Regions from separate parts of the Homo sapiens genome. Here region 2 is linked to region 1. A link is a loop called in an ENCODE intact Hi-C map of the cell type or tissue named here. Cell type or tissue: B cell. All regions are shown on one strand. Links, peaks and the distances in the headings refer to the core of each region. The heading gives the core; the rest is flanking DNA. Region 1 holds the start of FBXO47 (F-box protein 47). Region 2 overlaps LASP1 (LIM and SH3 protein 1).

Region 1 (9,931 bases), core at 1,516-9,515:
ACCAGACAAAGGTAAAGAAAGTTATATTAGTCAGGCTCAGTGGCTCACGCCTGTAATCCCAGCACTTTGGGAGGCTGAGGAGGGTGGATTACCTGAGGCGGGGAGTTTGAGACCAGCCTGACAAACATGGAGAAACCCCATCTCTACTAAAAATACAAAATTAGCCAGGCGTGGTGGCGCGTGCCTATAATCCCAGCTACTCTGGAGGCTAAGGCAGGAGAATCTCTTGAACCTGAGAGGCGGAGGTTGAGGTGAGCCGAGATCAGGCCATTGCACTCCAGCCTGGGCAACAAAAGTGGAATTCTGTCTCTAAAAAAAGAAAAGAAAAGAAAAGAAAATTATATTAAAGACTTTCATGACATAAAATAATAGTTGTATGCTTGTTTTATTAAGTAAAAATAATTGCAACAGATCTTGCCCATGCATGGCATTCACATTTGAAAGTCAATTTATATTTGAATCCTTGCAAAATTCTGAGGATCAACTAAAACACCAGTACCACCTAGATTTGGGTGCGTGTATGTATGTGTGTGTGTGAATGTTCCCAAGCCAACTAATTCATCAAAGTGGAGATTCCACTGTTACTGCCTTCAAAGACCTCACAACCTAACAGGAAAACTAAGTCTTGTGCATAATTAACCACAATTCAAGGTGAAATAAAGTGCCCAGAGAGAAGTACCAGCAAAGAATGAATGAAGAGTTCAAAAGAGGAAAAACGTTGTCTCATTACAGGGATATTAAAAGATTTCGGATTCCTCAAGGAGGTAGCCTGTGAAATGGCCTAAGTTACTATGTCTCAAACTTTACTGTGGATCTTATTCAAATGCAGATTCCCATTCACTAGCTTTGAGATGGTGTCTGAGAGTCTTCATTTCTAACAAGCTCTCAGTTAGGTTGTTGGTCCAGGAACCTCTCTTTCAGAGGCAAATGACGAAGGATATTTTAGGATGGGAAAAGGTGAAAGCGGGAAGAAGTGGTAACTCACGCCTGTAATGCCAGCACTTCAGGAGGACAAGACAGGCAGATCTCTTGAGTCCAGGAGTTCGAGACCACCCTGGGCAACATAGAGAGACTTCGTCTCTAAAAAAATAGAAAAATTACCTGGATGTGGTGGTACACACCTGTAGTCTCAGCTACTTGGGAGGCTGAAGCAGTAGGATTGCTTGAGCTCAGGGGGGTTGCAGTGAGCCATGATTGTGCCACTGTGCTCCAGCCTGGCACAGAAGGAGATCCTGTCTATAAAAAAAAAAAGGTAGAGTTGGAAGAGACAGCTTTCTGAGCAGAGAAATTAGCATGAACAAAGCCACCAGGGATGATAATGGGGGCTTCAGATTAAGGGGATAGGCTGGAGACCTAAAAATGCAGCCACATTGAGGCAGGCATTGAAGAACAAGCTTATATTTAATCAGAGGCATTGAAAGCTCTGGGGCAAGGGAATGATATGATCAGTAAGTAAAGCCCTTACATAAATCCCTGTTAATAAAACAAGCTTAATAAATCAACAAATATGTGAAGTTAGCTAATTCTGAGCCCATCAGCAAATATTTCTTCAATCTTCATCTGCTGTTTATGAATACAGAATTACAGGGCTGGGCACAGTGGCTCAGGGGCCAGGTGTGGTGGCTCATGCCTGTAATCCCAGCACTTTGGGAGGCTGAGGCGGGCAGATCACCTGAGGTCGGGAGTTCAAGACCAGCCTGGTCAATATGGTGAAACCCCGTCTCTGCTAAAAATACAAAAATCAGCTGGGCATGGTGGCAGGCACCTGTTGTCCCAGCTACTTGGGAGGCTGGGGCAGGAGAATCGCTTGAACCCAGGAGACGGAGGTTGCAGTGAGCCGAGATCGTGCCACTGCACTCCAGCCTGGGTGACAGAGCGAGACTCTGTCTCAAAAGAAAAAAGAAGACTTAGAAGGGGCCTGAGCAAGCAGGGAACCCTGATATTTCCATAGCCTCACGGTAGATCCATCTCTGTACCTGGCATTCTTTTCTATGTGAAGAATACAAAAGAGATATAAGGCATCTCAAGGGGTTTACAGCATCACTTAGGCAAGAAGGCACACTTATTGATGCAGGGTGTGAATCTTAAAGTGGAACCCAGAGGGAGATTTAGAAAGCAGGGAAGTCATTTTTAATGGGAGTTTTAGCACAAAGAGGTAGGGATAAATCTGTTAAGGAGGAGGTACCGCCTCCACCCCTGCTGGAGTAGCGGATTTGGGAAGGAGGGGTTACATTTTATTCAAGTTGGGTGCTCTGAGCATGAGCCATTGAAAGGCCAAAATTGTATTTATCCTGAGCTACCACTAGGCCAGGCAGAAAATAGGCGTGGCTTGAACGTAACAAATGGATGAATGAATAGGTGAACAACAGATCATAGAGGACGCTGATGAAACAGCAGAGAGATTTGAGTTTCAGGTGGTTGGCAAGGCAAAGTTACTATGGGTTATTGAAATAGGAAATGACAAGGTGGACCTGCAGTGCTTGTACCTAAATTGGATTGCCAAATCCAGCAGACACCTGCAATGCTCATGTAACAGACACCTTGCTCAACTGGGTGGCACTTGTCACAGAGGGCTACTCCTCATTCTTGAAGCACCGATGCTTCAGGATTCTGTGACCCCAGACTCTCCTGGTTTTCTCCAGTTTACTTTGCTAGATACTCCTTTTCAATCTCCTTTGAGATCTTGCCCTCCTTTTCCCAATGTCTGAGTGTCAATATTCCTCTAATGCTTACAATTATATTCCTCTAATCCTTAAATGTATATCTCCAGCCCAGACATTTTCCTCCAAAAGCACTCTGATTTTTAAATTCAACTGCCTCCTTAACATGACATCTTCACTTGGATGCCTCAGAGAAATCTCAAATTTACCACTTGGAAAATTAATTATCCACTAGAATTCTCTTAATTCTCCACTAGTTGGCCAGGCGAGGTAGCTCACGCCTGTAATCTCAGCACTTCACTGAGGTGAGAGGATTGCTAGAGGCCAGGAGTTTGAGGTTATAGTAACCTGTGATTGCACCATTGTACTCCACCCTGGGCAACAGAGTGAGACCTTGTTCCGAAAAGAAAAACATAAGGCTGGGCACAGTGGCTCATGCCTGTCATCCTAGCACTTTGGGAGGCAGAGGTGGGCAGATCACCTGAGGTTGGGAGTTCGAGACCAGCCTGACCAACATGGAGAAACCCCGTCTCTACTAAAAATACAAAATTAGCCAGGCATGGTGGCACATGCCTGTAATCCCACCTACTGGAGAGGCTGAGGCAGGAGAATCGCTTGAACCTGGGAGGCAGAAGTTGCAGTGAGCCGAGATCGCACCATTGCACTCCAGCCTGGGCAACAAGAGTGAAACTCCGTCAAAAAAAAAAAAAAAAAAAGAAGAAAGAAAGAAAAGAAAAGACAAAACTCCACTAGAAAAACTCCTCACTTGCATATCTCAGTAAATGGGATTAACTTCTACCCATTTATTGAAGTCAGAAACCTGGGAATTATTCCTGTCTCCTTCCTTTCCCTTCCTTCCACCCATATCCAATCCATTAGGTAAATTCAGTTACTTCTACCACCAAAATATATCTCAAACCCATCCCTCAGAGCCACCATTCTAGTCCTGCAACATCCTAACAGATCTTACCCTCCACTCTTAGCCTCATTTATTCTCCACATAAAAGCCAGAGCAATCTTTTAATGATGTAAATCAGATCATAGCACTCTCTGCTTAAAACTCTTCAAGGACTTCCCATGACACTTCCCATGACACTTTGAGTAAAAGCTAAATTCTCACCACTAAGGATCCTTGTTTCCATTATGTGCGTCTGGCCCACTGCCAACGGGATGATACTTGGTCAAGGACCTCTAATCAATGTTGGAGACAGGGGGAAAAAAAAGAATTGTCTGCAGCTGGGCACGGTAGCGCAAGCCTGTAATCCCAGCACTTTGGCAGGCTGAGGTGGGTGGATCACCTGAGGTCAGGAGTTCAAGACCAGCCTGGCCAACATGGTGAAACCCCATCTCTACTAAAAAATACAAAAAAATTAGCTGGGCATGGTGGTGGGTGCCTGTAATCCCAGCTACCTGGGAGGCTGAGGCAGGAGAATCACTTGAATCTGGGAGGTGGAGGTTGCAGTGAGCCAAGATCACACCACTGCACTCCAGCCCGGGAAACAGAGGCAGACTTCATCTCAAAAAAAAAAAAAAAAAAAAAAGAATTGGCTGCAAAAGGATACAAAGCCAGGGCTGGGCCCGGTGGCTCACACCTTTAATCCCAACACTTTGGGAGGCAGGCAGATCGCTTGAGCCTCGGAGTTTAAGACCAGCCTGGGCAACATAGCGAAACCCCATCTCTGCTAAAAATACAATGGTGGTGCCCACCTGTGGTCCCAGCTACTGGGTGGCTGAAGCAAGATAATCAATTCAACCCAGGAGGCAGAGGCTGCAGTGAGCCGAGATCGTGCCACTGAACTCCAGCCTGGGCGACTGAGCAAGACTCTGTCTCAAAAAAAAAAAAAAAAAAAAAAAAGGCCAGGAGTGGTGGCTCACACCTGTAATCCCAGCACTTTGCAGTGCTGAGGTACGCAGGTCACCTGAGGTCAGGAAAAAAAAAGATACAAAGCCAAATGGATGAATATATGTGACTATATAAAATAACAGCATGCCAACTAATCCTAAATTTCCACTCAGTCTTTATGTAGTTCCTTATATATTTTGTGTTGGGTATAATGTAGAATTGATCTACAAAAGTAGAATCTTTCCCCCATTCCCTCTTCCCTCAGCCCTTCTCCTGACTGGCTCCTTCTCCTCCATCAGTTCTCAAATCGTCATATCAAAGGGACCTTGAGTATCAGTCTATCTAAAGTAGCTCTCCGCCAACACACACACACCCCATCATTCTGTCTTATTTCCTCTGTCACGCTGCTCTCACCGGAACTGCTCTCAACATCTGTAGATGCTCTGTCTGTTCATTCTATCTTCCCCATTAGGCTAATAAACTCCATTAAAGCAGGAAACGTATCTGTCTTGTTCTCTATTCCATCCTTAGGGCCTACTCCTGTGCCCGGCCCAGAGCAGGCTTCAATAAATAGTTACAGAATGAATGAAGAAATGAATGAATGAGAATTTAATCTTCTAGCCAGGAAGGCCTAGCTAGAAAGATTTGTCTTGATTTCATCTTGAGAGGATGGAGACACACATCTTCCTTTGATTCCAGACAGATTTATTATTTATGTGTTTATTTAGAGACCGGGAGCGGGGTTATGGCTGGGGGTGGGGGTCTCCCTATGTTGCCCAGGCTGGTCTCAAACTCCTGGACTCAAGGGAGCCTCCCGCCTCGGCCTCCCAAAGTGTTGGGATTACAGGCGTGAGCCACCGCACCGGCAAGACAAATTTAAAAAGGAATGTCTGGAGGTTTTTTTCCACCAAAAGGTTTGATGAAACCCCTTGTAACTTGCCCTACTGGAGTCAGTGGGGGTGGGAGGAACTCAAAAATTGTCTCAAAACTAGGTGAAGGGAAAGGCAGTGGAGCAGAGACGTGGCTCGCCACGTTCAGGATCTTGGGCTACACCCTCCCCTTCCCCACACCGTAACGGCTCCAGCCCCTTCTTGTCTTCAGCTTGGAGCGAAGGGTGGCTGAGGCCTGAGTTTGGGCTCCAGGAACCTCGCCCTTGTTAGTTATTCATGAGACGGAGGGCACCATGGGAGCTGGCTCTCTTGCTATTCATAAAGCGGGGAGGCGGGAGGCGGGGGGGAACCTCCTTCCCGCTAGGGCTTCTGGGAAGATCTACAATATTCATGAGGGAGGCGGGCACTACGAGAGCTGAGGCTGCTTGCTATTCATGAGGGGGCGGGCCTCCTTCCCGCGGGGGCTCTTGGGAAGATTCTACAATATTCTAGAGGCCGCGGGGACGCCTGGTGGGTAGGGCTGCAGCTCCGGAGCCTACGGGAGTGTGACCCTCTCGCCTCCTGGCGGGAAGCTCTTGAGGAGATATTTTCTTTTCTAAACACTAAGAAATTTGAGGATGGTGGGGCAAAACGACTAACTCCCACTTTCCTGTGACTCTGTAGCCGGAAAAACTGTCAAAATCTGTGGTAAAAGAGGGTTTTTTTTCCCAGTATTTTATTGCGATAATTTCATCTTTCATGGACTGAAGGGAGCGAAACATGTACCCCGTGTGGTCTGATTCTCCTGTTGACCAGTTTGTCCTTTAGGCTTCCCTAGTTTGCGGCTTTGGAGATGTTTGGGGGCAGCTGCCCGACAGATGGGGTGGGGCCCTTACAAGAGTTTTATGTTAAAACAGACATCCCTGTGAATGTAGTTTTTATCTTAAAGGTGTGGGGGGCGGGGAGGTTCATCCAATTGAACCCTCAAAACCTTTCACGCGCGGTCAAAATTAGTGGGATAGAACAGGGGGCATGAAACATCATTTTATTATTATTATTTGGGGCTGTGATTCTTATTCGCTAGAGGGGTGAGCGGAAACCAGAAATAATTTAGGATTATACCTTTAGAATTTTCACAAAAGCTTGCTTTTTCCCTACGAAACGTCCAGCTCTGAGTGAGGAAAATAAGGAACTATAAGTGGAGACTTGAGTTTTAGAAGAATTTGGGCTTATCATTTTTAAATTTTTGTTTATATTTATTTTAAACATGTATGTAGTTCACAGTTGACACAGTGAAGTCCCCGCCTGGTGACTGACAGTCTTTGAAGAGCCCACGGGCCCAAGCCCCACTGTCCACATTTCTCAGAGAAACAGGAAGAAGCCAAGGCCGGATTTATGCTATTGTAATAAAAATGCTTTAAAACACCTACTGTGTTGGCCGGGTGCGGTGGCTCACGCCTGTAAATCCCAGCACTTTGGGAGGCCGGGGCAGGCGGATCACGAGGTCAGGAAATCGAGACCAGGCTGGCTAACACGGTGAAACCCCGTCTCTACTAAAAATACAGAAATTAGCTGGGCGTGGGGGCGGGCACCTGTAATCCCAGCTACTAGGGAGGCTGAGGCAGGAGAATCGCTTGAACCCGGGAGGCGGAGCTTGCAGTGAGCCGAGATCGCGCCACTGCACTCCAGCCCAGGAGACTGTGCGAAACTCCATCGCAAACAAACAAACAAAACGCCTACTGTGAAAAGTTAAGGTTACAAACAGCCTTATGGATTAAACAAATTAAGATTATTTTACTTGGTGGAATGACACATAGCCATTAAAATATGATTACTTGTAGAAGGTTATTAGCATGGAAAGAGAATTCATTGAAAAAAGCAGATTACAAAGTATTATATATAGTGATCCCTCTTTTTTGTTAAAAAGAAATATATGTATGTAAAAGTCTGAAATTATATAAACCAAAGTGTTTATAAGTGAACTTAATTTTTTTCTTCTTGTTTAGCTGTATTGTGTAAAGTTGTTATTTGTGTAATTATTTTTTTTTTTTTTTGAGGCAGATTCTTGCTCTGTCACCCAGGCTGGAGTGCAGTGGTGTGATCTCGGCTCACTGCAACCTCCGCCTCCCGGGTTCAAGCGATTCTCCTGCCTCAGCCTCCAGAGTAGCTGGGACTACAGTCGCGTGCCACCATGCCCGGCTAATTTTTTTTTTTTTTTTTTTTTTTTAGTAGAGAAGGGGTTTCACCGTGTTAGCCAGGATGGTCTCGATCTCCTGACCTCGTGATCCACCGGCCTCAGCCTCCCAAAGTGCTGGGATTAAGGCGTGAGTCACCATGCCCGGCCTATTTGTGTAATTTTAATGATAATTTTAAAATACCTCCTAATTTAAGTGTTCACTGAATACTGACCCCAATCGCTGTGGTATGGTTTCAAAGGAGGTTCAGAGTGTACTTTTCACTAAACACTAAATTTCTTTGTTATGTTTTCAAATGTGTAACCAATTTTAAATTGATGTAAGTTGATATGTAACATTTCAAGATGTATAAGTAACAATGTTACTTTAGCAATTTGTAGAAAGGAGAAAATGCATTTTGGCCAGATACAATTATATATCTTTGATGAAAATGTCTTAGTTGTTACTTCAGAAACAAGGAGCCTTCGATTGGAGTTGTAATTATGCGTATATGTATATGTATACACAAAAGACATTGTTTTCTGAATTAGAACAATAGAGTGACACAAAGTCGCTGTGTGGTACACATGTTTAAATAATTATTTAGTGTAATGGGCGGGCGTGGTGGCTTTCGCCTGTAATCCCAGCACTTTGGGAGGCTGAGGCTGGTGGCTCACCTGAGGTCAGCAGTTCCAGACCAGCCTGACCAACATGGTGAAACCCCGTCTCTACTAAAAATACAGAAATTAGCTGAGTGTGGTAGCACACGCCTGTAATCCCAGCTACTAGTGGTGGCACACGCCTGTAATCCCAGCTACTTGGGAGGCTGAGGCAGGAGAATCACTTGAACCTGGGAGGGGGAGGTTGCAGTGAGCTGAGATCGCGTCATGCCACTGCACTCCAGCCCGGGCAGTAGAGCGATAATCTGTCTAAAAAAAAAATTATTTAGTGTAAGTAAATAATCAGTGATTTTAATAAGTTGCATTTAATGAGTTTAAGAAATATTTGTCTTTGAAATCAAGATGCGTAGGCCCTTTCTAAGATTCATCAGTGACTATTATTATTATTGTTATTTTTTGTTTGTTTGTTTGTTTGTTTTTCGAGACCAAGTCTCACTGTGTTGCCCCAGGCTGGAGTGCAATGACATGATCTCAGCTCACTGCAGCCTCCGCCTCCCGGGTTCAAGCGATTCTCATGCCTCAGCCTTCAGATTAGCTGGGCTCACAGCAACCTCCGCCTCCCAGGTTCCAGCAATTTTCCTGCTTCAGTCTCCCAAGTAGCTGGGATTACAGGTGCACACTGCCATCCCTGGCTAATTTTTGTATTTTTTGTAGAGACGGGGTTTCGCTATGTTGGCCAGGCTGGTCTCGAACTCCTGACCTCAGGTGATCCACCCGCCTTGGCTTCCCAAAGTGCTGGGATTACAGGAATGAGCCACTGGGCCCAGCCTAATTTTTGTATTTTTAGTAGAGACGGGGTTTCACCATGTTGGTCAGGCTGGTCTCAAACTCCTGACCCCAGGTGTTCCACCCACCTCCGCCTCCCAAAGTGCTGAGATTACATGGGTGAGTCACGTCACTCGGCCAGTAGCTATTATTAACAGAAGGTGGAATTGAGGGAAGAATTATTACTATTCATGTATTTATTCTAGTCTTATTAACACACAGTGGCTTGTGCCTATAATCCCAGCATTTTGGGAGGCTGAGGTGGGAGGATCACTTGAGCTCAGGAGTTCAAGACCAGGTTGGGCAACACAGGCAGACACTGCCTCCACAAAAACAATTTTTTTTTTTTTACTTTAGCTGGGCATGGTGGCTCTGTGCCTGTAGTCCCAGCTACTCAGGAGGCTGAGGCAGGAGGATTGTTTGAGCCCAAGAGTTCAAGACTGCAATGAGCTATCATCATGCCACTGCACTCCAGCCTGGGCAACAGAGCAAGACCTTGACAAAAAAAAAAAAAACAACAAAACAACAACAACAACAACAAAAACCAACAAAGAAAAGAAGAAAGACTTTAATTCACTGCTTATTTGAGTATTATACAGCACATAATTGGTAATAGTAATGCCACCTACTTTTTTGTGTTGGGATTACAGGCGTGAGCCACCATACCCAGCCTATATTCTTTTAAAAAGTCAAAATATTAATGTAGCTTTAAAATTTCATAGTAATGTTTTTCTATTTATTTAAAACTGAGTACTGACTTTTTTTGTTCGAAACAATAAAAAAAGAGATGAAAATAGAGACTTTAAAACTATTTAAATTTTAGCTGTAATAAAGTAAGTGGGGCCAGGTTCAGTGGTTCATGCCTGTAATCCCAGCACTTTGGGAGGCTGAGGAGGGCAGATCACCTGAGGTCAGGAGTTCGAGACCTTCCTGGCCAACA
Region 2 (9,931 bases), core at 1,133-9,132, 69 kb after region 1:
CAAAGTGCTGGGGTTACAGATATGAGCCACCTCGCCCGGCCCCAGCACTTTCTTTCACAGACTAGCATTTACCTCTGCCTCTCATATTCCCCAGTTTTAATCTCTAGCTGGTTCCCTCATAATTAAATAAAGATATGATAAGTACTTACTACATGGGAGTTATATTTTTAACACTGTGAACACTGGGCTCTTGACAGGCATACAGTAATACAATGTATGGTATACCTGCCTGGTGAAACAGGTGTTTATTGTATATGTTACTATGTGTCATATTTCACACATAAAAAAAGTTTTAAGGACACAAAATTGTATACAGAAAATCAATATGTAAGTAAATAAAAGAAGAGGCTCCAGTAAAGTGACTAAAGTTTTCCATACTTGAACACTGCTAGAGCTCATGACAAAAGGCCAGGATTCCTAACATGTAACCTTTATCCCATAGCATGGACCCATCAAAAGGCAACTCTTCAAATGCCTTTAATGATGACACAACTACTCACCATAGATGTGTAATATACTGGCCCCTTTCCTCACTTCCACACATTCTCAGTACTAGACAATGGCCAAACTTTTCTGCCAAACTTCACTTTATGACCCTTCTCCGGCAACAGTGTAGAAAGCAGACAAGTGTGCCTTTAAAGTATTGATAACATTGACAACATAACTGGGTGTGATGGCGTGTGCCTGTAATCCCAGCAACCTGGGAGTCTTAGGCCAGGGTTCACTTAAACCCAGGAGTTCAAGGCTGCAGTGAGCTGTGATCACGTGACTACACTCCAGCCTGGGCAGCATAGCAAGACCCTCTCTCTACAAAAAAAATAACAATTAGCTGGGCATGGTGCTATATGCCTGTAGTACCAGCTACTCAGGAGGTTGACGGGAGAGGACCACTTGTGCCCAAGAGTTCGAGGCTGCAGTGACCTATGATCGTGCCACTGTACTCCAGCCTGGGCAATCTTGTCTCAAAAATAATAATGATGATAATAAGAGTGATATCATTTATCCCATGCCAAGCACTTGGCATGTTCCTTGCAACCACCTGTCAAAGTAGGGCCTACTGTCCCATTTTTACAAATGAGGAAACTGAGGCTCAAAGAGCCCTGCCTGGCCCCAGAATGACAGAAGCTAGGATCTGGGCCCTTACCATCTCTTCCTACCTCACTGTCTCACCACTTAGCAAGACTGAAGACAGACTGCACTTATCCAAAGCAGACACCCCAGAGGAGATCAGACACTTGTTTTTAAAATGCTCTGGCTGGTAAAAAGCCCTAGTCTGCAGCATATCCCTCCAAGGAAGCATATCCTCATTCTTTTGTAAGATGGCCTGACCTTTAGAAATAACTGGAGTCAGCTGGGCACAGTGGCTCACACCTGTAATCCCAGCACCTTGGGAGGCCAAGGCAGGTGGATCACCTGAGGTCAGGAGTTCGAGACCAGCCGAGCCAATATGGCAAAACCCTGTGTCTACTAAAAATACAAAAATTAGCCAGGCGTGGTGGCATGTGCCTATAGTCCTAGCTACTCAGAAGGCTGAGGCAGAAGAATCGCTTCAACCCGGGAGGCAGAGGTTGCAGTGAGCCAAGATCACGCCACTGCACTCCAGCCTGGGCGACAGAGCGAGACTCTATCTCAAAAATAAAATAAAACTAAAATTAAAAATAAATAAATAAAGTAACTGGAGTCATTTGGTGCTAATCTGGGAAGCAAAGCAACAAGCTACATACAGGAACAGGAATGCTATTTTGGATACAAAACAAAAGGTGTGGCTCTAAACACCCTATTTTCCAAAACACTTCAGGAGGTTGGGACAACTTAGCAATGGTTTTATGTGTGGTTTAAAGCTCCCAGGCGCAGTGGCTCATGCCTGTAGTAGTCCCAGAACTTTGGGAGGCCGAGGTGGGCGGATCACTTAAGTCCAGGAGTTTAAGACAACATAGTGAGACCCTGTCTCTGATTAAAAAAAAAAAAAAAAAAAAAAAGCTCCCCTGGGAGGCCAGGTGAGGTGGCTCACCCCTATAATCCCAGCACTTTAGGAGGCTGAGGCGGGAGGATAACTTGAATCCAGGAGTTTGAGACCAGCCTGGGCAACATAGCAAGATAGTGTCTCTGCAAAAAAAAGAAAAATTAGCTGGGCATGGTGGTGCACACCTGTGGTCCCAGCTACTCGGAGTCTGAGGTGGGAGAATGGCTTGATCCCAGAAGATTCAGGCTGCACTGAGCCGTGAACACACCACCGCACTCCAGCCCGGATGACGGAGCGAAACCCTGTCTCAAAAATAAAAATAGGCTGGGCTCGGTGTCTCACGCCTGTAATCCCAGCACTTTGGGAGGCCGAGGCGGGTGGATCACAAGGTCAGGAGATCAAGATCATCCTGGCTAACACGGCGAAACCCCATCTCTACTAAAAATACAAAAACTATTAGCCGGGCGTGGTGGCGGGCGCCTGTAGTCCCAGCTACTCACGAGGCTGAGGCAGCAGAATGGCGTGAACCCGGGAGGCGGAGGTTGCAGTGAGCCGAGATTGCGCCACTGCACTCCAGCCTGGGTGATAAACCAAGGCTCCGTCTCAAAAAAATAAAAATAAAAATAAAGCTCCCCTGGGGTTCTGAGGTACAGCCTGATCTGGCACCCTCTGACTTAGGGGTTGGTGAAGCTTTTTCAGACTTTTAGGTGGTGGCTCTCAAACTTCAGAGAGCACCACAGAAACCCAGGGAATGTGTCTAACATGCTGATTCCTGGGCCCCACTCCCAGAGACGCTGATTCTGGCAGCCAGGGGAGAAGGCCTGTGAGTCTGCATTTTCAGTCAACCCTACAGGTGACTGTGCTACAGCTGTCTGGAGGCCCATATCCGACAGACTGTAATTGCTTTCATTAAAACCAAGAGTCTCCAGGCTTTGCATTCACACCCTACAGGTCTCTGCTAAAGCTGCAAAAGCAGCTAGCAGGTCGGGGTCGATCCCTTCCCCCAGCTCCTGCAGAGGACCATTAGCTCACTGCAGCACCGCGAGAAGGGTAAAAGATGGTTATCTCCTGAGATGCGGATGGCTTGGCCAGGGTGGTGAGTTTTGTCACTAGGATATTAACACCTCTAACTGGGGGAGGGAAGAAGAGGAGGTGGCTTAGGCTGAGTGTGGAGTGTTCTGGAAGCCTTCCAGAAAGGGAAGCAGGGATGACTGGGCTTGTCTCCCCTCCTCCAAAACCCACAGGGTGAAGCAATGAGTGAACAGCCAGGGAGCTGGGGTTGCACATTGGGAGCAAGTGTCACTGATAAAAGACTAGAGCCTCTACATGAAAAGCCGCAGAGGCTGAAGAGCCGACATTCCAGTTCTGTGAACCATTCCGGGTTTTCCCCATAATCTAAGACCATCTTCCCCCTCCCCCACTTTCCAAGCCGAGAGCTCTGAAACACAGACCTAAGGGTCTTACCCTTTGCAGGGTCTGAGCCAAAGGGAAGCTCCAGGGCGTGAGGCCAGGCCCTAGCATATAAAGAGTCAACTGTGACAGGCCTCTGGAAGTTGGAGGGGAAGGAGGATTAGAGTGCCCGCCCTAGGCATCCCCTGCTAGCCAAAGGGAAGCATGCCATTTCCTCAGGCCACCAACTTCAAACTGCAGGTCAACAGTCCAGTTGCAAAACCCATTCACAGTAAGTCTGCAACCAGCATCTTTTTGGTTTTTTTTTGAGATGGAGTCTTGCTCTGTCGCCAGGCTGGAGTGCAGTGGCCCGATCTCGACTCACTGCAACCTCTGCCTCCCGAGTTCAAGCGGTTCTTCTGTCTCAGCCTCCCAAGTAGCTGGGATTACAGGCACACGCCACCACGCCCAGCTAATTTTTGTATTTTTAGTAGAGATGGGGTTTCACCATGTTGGCCAGGATGGTCTCGATCTCTTGACCTCATGATCCGCCCACCTCAGCCTCTCAAAGTGCTGGGATTACAGGCATGAGCCACCGCGCCTGGTCCTTTTTTTTTTTGGAAACAGGGTCTCACTCGGTTTCCCAGGCTGGAATGCAGTGGTGCAATTACGGCTCACTATAACCTCAAACCTCTGGGCTCAGGTGATCCTCCCACTTCAGCCTCCTGAATAGCTAGGACCACAGGCGTGTGCTATCATGCCTGGCTAGTTTTTGTATTTTTTTTTTTTTTTTTTTTTTTTTGTAGAAACAGTTTTGCTATGTTGCCCAGGCTAGTCTCAAACTCCTGGGCTCAAGCAATCCTCCCACCTCAGTCTCCCAAAGTGTTGGGAATACAGTCCTCAAAGGGGCTGTATTATGTGAGGGTGTATAGGGGCCTGCAACCAGCATCTTTAGAAAAGATCTGAATGTGGCCGGGTGCGGTGGCTCACACCTGTAATCTTAGCACTTTGGGAGGCCAAGGCGGGCACATCACCTGAGGTCAGGTGTTCAAGACCAGCCTGGCCAACATGGTGAAACCCTGTCTCTACCAAAAATACAAAAATTGGCCGGGGGTGGTGGTGTGCACCTGTAATCCCAGCTACTCCACTTGGGAGGCTAAGGCAGGAGAATCACTTGAACCCTGGAGGCGGAGCACCACTGCACTCCAGCCTGAGCAACAGAGTGAGACTCTGTCTCAAAAAAAAAAAAAAAGATCTGAACGCCCTCTAAGTAGGAAGTACTCATTCATGAAAGCTTCCATTCTGTTTTCCCTCTACATAAATGTATGCCTGTCAGATGGGTCAAGACGTACAATGTATATTTTACTGTAGGCTGAAGTCAGAGTTTGAAAGCCACCATTTTGGGCATGGCTGGTTCTGCTGTCTGTGGGCTGCCTGTGCTTCTGAAATCCACCTGACCCACCACTGCAGCCCACTCTATGCACGGCCCAGCCAAGCTCTTAAAGGAGCGCCCTGCTGAGGTGGCCAGGTGGAGGGTAGGAAGGGATGTGGAGCCCAGGGAGTGGGTGCTGAGACCACCGGAAAGCCAGGCTCCCCCGGCAATCTCTATCCCCAGTTCCTCAGCCCAGAGCAACAATGGGCAGCTCACTGATCCCTTCCTGTTCCAGACACGAAGACAGCTGCCTGCCTAAACCCTCCCTGGCAGGACCTCCTAGGCCAGGCTGGCTGGGCAGCCCCTGCAGTTCTGTGTGCGCATCCCCCATGGTTGCTGCTCACCGCAGTGCCCTGCCCCCGCATGCCTAAAGCCACACAGGCTGCTTGCCTGTGGCTCTGCCAAGCAGGAAACTGAGGCCTGTTCTCTGGCCACAGGTGCCATGGAGGGCACACGATGCTGGGGACAGTTGATCCCCTGCCCACTCTCCATGCCCACCCCTGCCACAGCCAGATGCCACTGACCATCAGGGAGGCGGGGGGTGTGAGCCAGGGGGTGCAGGGCTGGCGGGTGAAGCTGGCTGGGGTTTTTACACAGGAAGGAAGAGCAGGCTGATGTGGGGGAGGAGGCCAAGGAAGGGCGGAAATGACTGCAATGTCAGCACCCAGGCGCAGACCAGGGGAGGCCAGGTGCTCCCCGCCCCCCAGTTTTGACCTTTGTGCTAAGATGAGACATGCAGTCTTCACCGATACCCACGATATCCAGAAAAAAGAACAACAGTCAGAGAGAGTGGGGGCTGATTTAGCACACAGGCCCCCACAGAATACAGTCCCTTCAAGAAGAAAATGCTATGCGTGCTGGTGGTCTGGGGGTACACAGAGAAGAGGCATCTGGGAACCCCAAGCTCTTCCCCAGGCCCACCCTGGAGGGCAGGGGTAGTGGAGGCACTGGCCTCATTCACATCTGCCAGGCTTGCGTCTGCCAGGCTGGCAGGAAGGGGACCAAACAGAGGGCAGCAGGGATGCCGCAGGGCAGGGCAAGAGCTCACGTTACTGATCTGGTCCTGGGTCTTCTTGATTCTCTGGAGCTCGGGCGTGTCTGCCACTACGCTGAAACCTTTGCCCTTGTTCTTCTCAAACTCCTCCTTGTAGCGCACCTGCAGGAGGGGAGGAAGAGGGATTGGAGTCAGGCCAGGAGCCGAAAGGGCCTCGGCTTGGGGCCCCTCTGAGGCAGCAACCAGTCAGGAGACAGGGACAGGGAGTCAGCAGAAAGACCCTGATCAGAAGTCCCCAACTCAAAGCAGAGGCCTCAGCCAAAAGGTGTTAGACTCGTAATAATAAGCCACTACCAAGTCTTTGGTGCACAGTGAATGGCAGGCACAGAGTCCAGGGCCTTACATGAACCATCTCATTTAGATCCCACCATACATATAGCCACGCAATTAACAGCTCCAATTTACGGATCAGGAAACGGAGCCACAGAAAGGCAAAGTCCCCTGCCCAAGGTCACAGAGCTTAGCAGTCAATGTCCGGCACTACCAGAGTGCAAACCCTCATCTGCCTGACTCTTGACCCTTCACTCCCTGCCCATCCTGTCTGGAAGCTTATAGGAAAAAGGTTCTTTCCAGGGCTCCCAGGGTGGCCCCAGCCCTCATGTTAGCCAGGATGTGGCCCTGCCCACTACGCCTGGGGGAGCTTTTCAGCAACCAGCTGAGTGAGGGCTGTGCCAAAGGACAGAGTTGGTGCCCAGAAAGGAGGGTGGTGAGACAGCCCCAGGGAAGGCTCCATCAGTGCGCCTTTGACAGGCCCCGCGGATTCTGGGAGCCTGCCGGGATGGCTTCAGAGGCCACCGCCATAGGAGGGGAGGAAAGCAGCGGGGGTCAGACAGCATCTCAGCAGGTCTCCAAGCTCCAGGGAAGAACCCTTCCACCCCACCACAGTACTAGAGGGACTCAAGTCAGACATCAGAAAGGACTTCCCTGGCACGAAAGGAATTGAAATATGAGGAACAGCTTGTCCTCCCCTGAGGGTTTTGAAGAACAGAATGAGGCTGAGAAAACTCATGGAACAGGAAACTATTCCTTGGCTTCCAGAGACTTCACTGTCCACCTCATCAGCCATCTGTTCCAGACCCCACCAGCTGCTTGGATTTCCTCCACGGGGGCTGCACTGTCCTGGACACAGGTCAGCCCAGGACACAAACCCAGGCAGTTCCCTGGCAGGGAATCATCTGGCAGCAGCACCGAGCTGTGCTTGGACTGGAGCGACTGCGCATGCGCATGCAGCCACGGCCACACCTGTCAGGTCCTCTGCACATGCCTGTGGGGGTCAGAGTCCTTGTTTGTCTCCTGAAGCCCCCAGTCACTCATCCATGTGGTTCCCTCTCCTTCTCTGTTCTGATCCAGACAAGAAGGGCTTGGATGTGCTGTTCCCCATTAGTTCAGAAGTGAATGCAGTGGATAGAGGCACCAACCCACCCCAAGAGTCCAGAACCTGCCTAGCACCAGCTCTTCCTCAGTCCTGGAAGCCCTGGGCCAGCACGGTGACTCTTAGTGGGAGGCCCTTTGGGAAGCGGGCATCGGGGAAGGTAGGGCACTCAGAGGCAGAGAAATGTAGCTCCAGATACAGAAGCCCTGCATCTCAAGCCCCTGGCCTCGGTTTCTTCATCTGTAAAAGAGTTGTGACAGAAATCAGGTATAATATGGGGAGGGGGCTTCTTATCACCAAGTCTGGGCACAAAGCCAGGCGGAGCTAGCACTAACGCAGGCTCAGTCTCCCACTTCTGAGTGATCTTGGGCCAACGACTTCACATCTCAAGACTCAGTTCCCACATCTGTAAAATGGGGACCATAACGCCAGTCACTCCAACCCACGATACAGACAGTGGCTCTAAAGCAGCAGCGCACTGTGGAGGGCCAGTGTGAAAGTGCTCTGTCAGCAATGAAGTGCTGAACGAGTGCCAGTCCCCCACTCCGTCCCCTGCTTCCTGGCTTTGCAAGGGTCAGGCCCCTAATCCAGGGGAATAATCGCCATGGCGACGCTGCAATGACATCAGCAGGTTCCCAGGATCGGGAACTGCTTCTGCCTCCCCCTCCCTGTTGGGGAAGGATCATTCATTTCACTGCTAACATAGGAGGCCCACAGAGGGTAGGGGTGAGGGGTAGGGGCTGAGAAGGGAGGGAGCCTGGGATCAGCACCACCTTGCTGTGTGTTTCTAAGCAAGTCAGTTCCCCTCTCTGGGTCCCCTGAAGGGAGCTGGCTAGCTGATCTCTAAAATCCCTCCCATTTGGAGTCTGTGACCATTTTAAAGCACCTTCAGACCCTGACTATGGATAATCAAGACAGGGAGGCTCTTTGAAAGGTCTTTGGGTATGGAAGGGGTGGCAGAAGTGAAGGGTGGGGGGCCAGGGGTGTAGGGAGGGCCCAGCCCAGAGCCCCTCTTCAGGGCTCCCTTCTTGCCCTGGCAGGAGTGCTTGCCCCTGTTGTCTAGGATGGCTCACCAGGGTGCTGTGGGGGTCCCTGTGGAGGAAGGGACCTGCCCAAGGTCACAACCCAGTTGTCGCTCAGGCCAGGATGCAACTCAGCGCTTCGGTCAGAGGACCCCACTTCTGGGAGATGCCTGGGCTCCCAGAGGACCCCACTCCTGGGAGATACCTGGGCTCCCATTTTGGAAACTCTGCTGTCAGGCCCAGGACTGACTGACATCTGAGGCTCCTGACACCCAAACAACCACCATCCGTGAAACTCTAATTTTTCTGTCAGTTCTTAGTTGTTCTCCCTGGATCTATCTTGCTTCTCATCCCAGCAGACAGGAGGTGCAGATCAACATTTGTTGGATCATGAATGAATTGAATGCAGACACGTAATCTCCAAACAAAGCAGCATAATTGGGAAAACAACTGCCTTGATGACCCAATATAAGAAGAAGGATCATTACTTAAAAACAAAAATTATGCCAGGCACGGTGGCTCACGCCTGTAATCCCACCACTTTGGGAGGCAGAGGTGGGTGGATCACCTGAGGTCAGGAGTTCATGACCAGCCTAACATGCTGAAACCCCATCTCTACTAAAAAAAATACAAAAAAAGTTAGCCGGGCGTGGTGGGCGTAATCCCAGCTACTTGGGAGGCTGAGGCAGGAGAATTCCTTGAACCTGGGAGCCGGAGGTTGCAGTGAGCTGAGATGGTGACACTGTACTCCAGGCTGGGCGACAGAGTAAAACTCCGTCTAAAAAAAAAACACAAAAATTAGGCTGGACTTAAAAAACAAAATGGCTCATGTCTGTAATCCCAGCAGTCTAGGAGGCCAAGACAGGTGGATCACTCGAGCCCAGGAGTTCGAGACCAGCCTGGGAACATAGTACCCCATCTCTATTTAAAAAAAAAAAAAATTAATAAAAATCTCTAAAAAAATACAAAATTTATTGAGCGAAATACAATTTCCACTATTATGTGCCTACCATGTGTTGGGCCAACATACTTTGTAACCCATCCCCTTCTAACAAAAAAGAAACACTAGTTTTTAAAATTTAGGCAGGGCGCGGTGGCTGACACCTGTAATCCCAGCACTTTGGGAGGCTGAGGTGGGCAGATCACTTGAGGTCAGGAGTTTGAAACAAGCCTGGGCAACATGACGAAACCCTGTCTCTACTAAAAATACAAAAATTAGCCGGGCATGGTGATGCACGCCTGTAGTCCCAGCTATTCAGGAGGTGGAGGCGAGAAAATCGCTTGAGTCTGGGAAGTCAAGGCTGCAATGAGCCAAGATCACGCCACTGCATTCCAGCCTGGGAGACAGAGAGAGACCCTGTCTCAAAAAAATACAAATTTAAAAAAAAAATTAGACACACACAGATGGAGAGGAGAGCTGATGGAAAGGGCCGGGGCTGGAAGTCATGGTCAAAAGGTTGCTGTGTGTATTTCCCAGCTTCTTCATGTCCAAGTTCCATTTCCTCTCCTTTCCGGGAGAACAGTAGTAGCAAACACTGAATGCTGACTCCACGTCAGGAATCTTTAAATGCTTAACATATCCTCCTATCTCACACCACCCTCTGGAGAGAGGTAATCCACATTATTCAGACGAAGGCACTGTGCACAGAGGTTAAGCAACTTGCCCAAGGTCACACAGCTGGTGGCAGCAGATGCGAGA

The links. Peaks named below come from ENCODE experiments on the same cell type or tissue, not always from the same donor. Only the 100,000 strongest peaks of a DNase experiment are listed, where the experiment ranks them.
Region 2: a loop joins it to region 1, with 7 times the contacts of the local background. A loop is called at or near these places in 3 of 110 quality-filtered maps.

The regions. Positions count from the first base shown.
Region 1 is chr17:38,963,378-38,973,308 of GRCh38, reverse strand. FBXO47 (F-box protein 47) reads left to right here and starts at 5,906. Exons shown (of 11, transcript NM_001008777.3): 1 at 5,906-6,080. In B cell, for the core only: no CTCF peak of the experiment used is centred there; a DNase peak (open chromatin) is centred at 5,768; H3K4me3 peaks cover 936 bases.
Region 2 is chr17:38,894,421-38,904,351 of GRCh38, reverse strand. It overlaps LASP1 (LIM and SH3 protein 1), which reads right to left. Exons shown (of 7, transcript NM_006148.4): 4 at 5,833-5,940. Among named protein-coding and RNA genes, the nearest start is that of MIR6779, 16 kb to the left of the region's middle. RefSeq lists enhancers at 2,363-2,988, 4,619-5,138, 5,159-5,478, 5,139-5,660, 5,889-5,998 and 3 more. In B cell, for the core only: no CTCF peak of the experiment used is centred there; a DNase peak (open chromatin) is centred at 5,421; H3K4me3 peaks cover 1,557 bases; H3K27ac peaks cover 5,933 bases.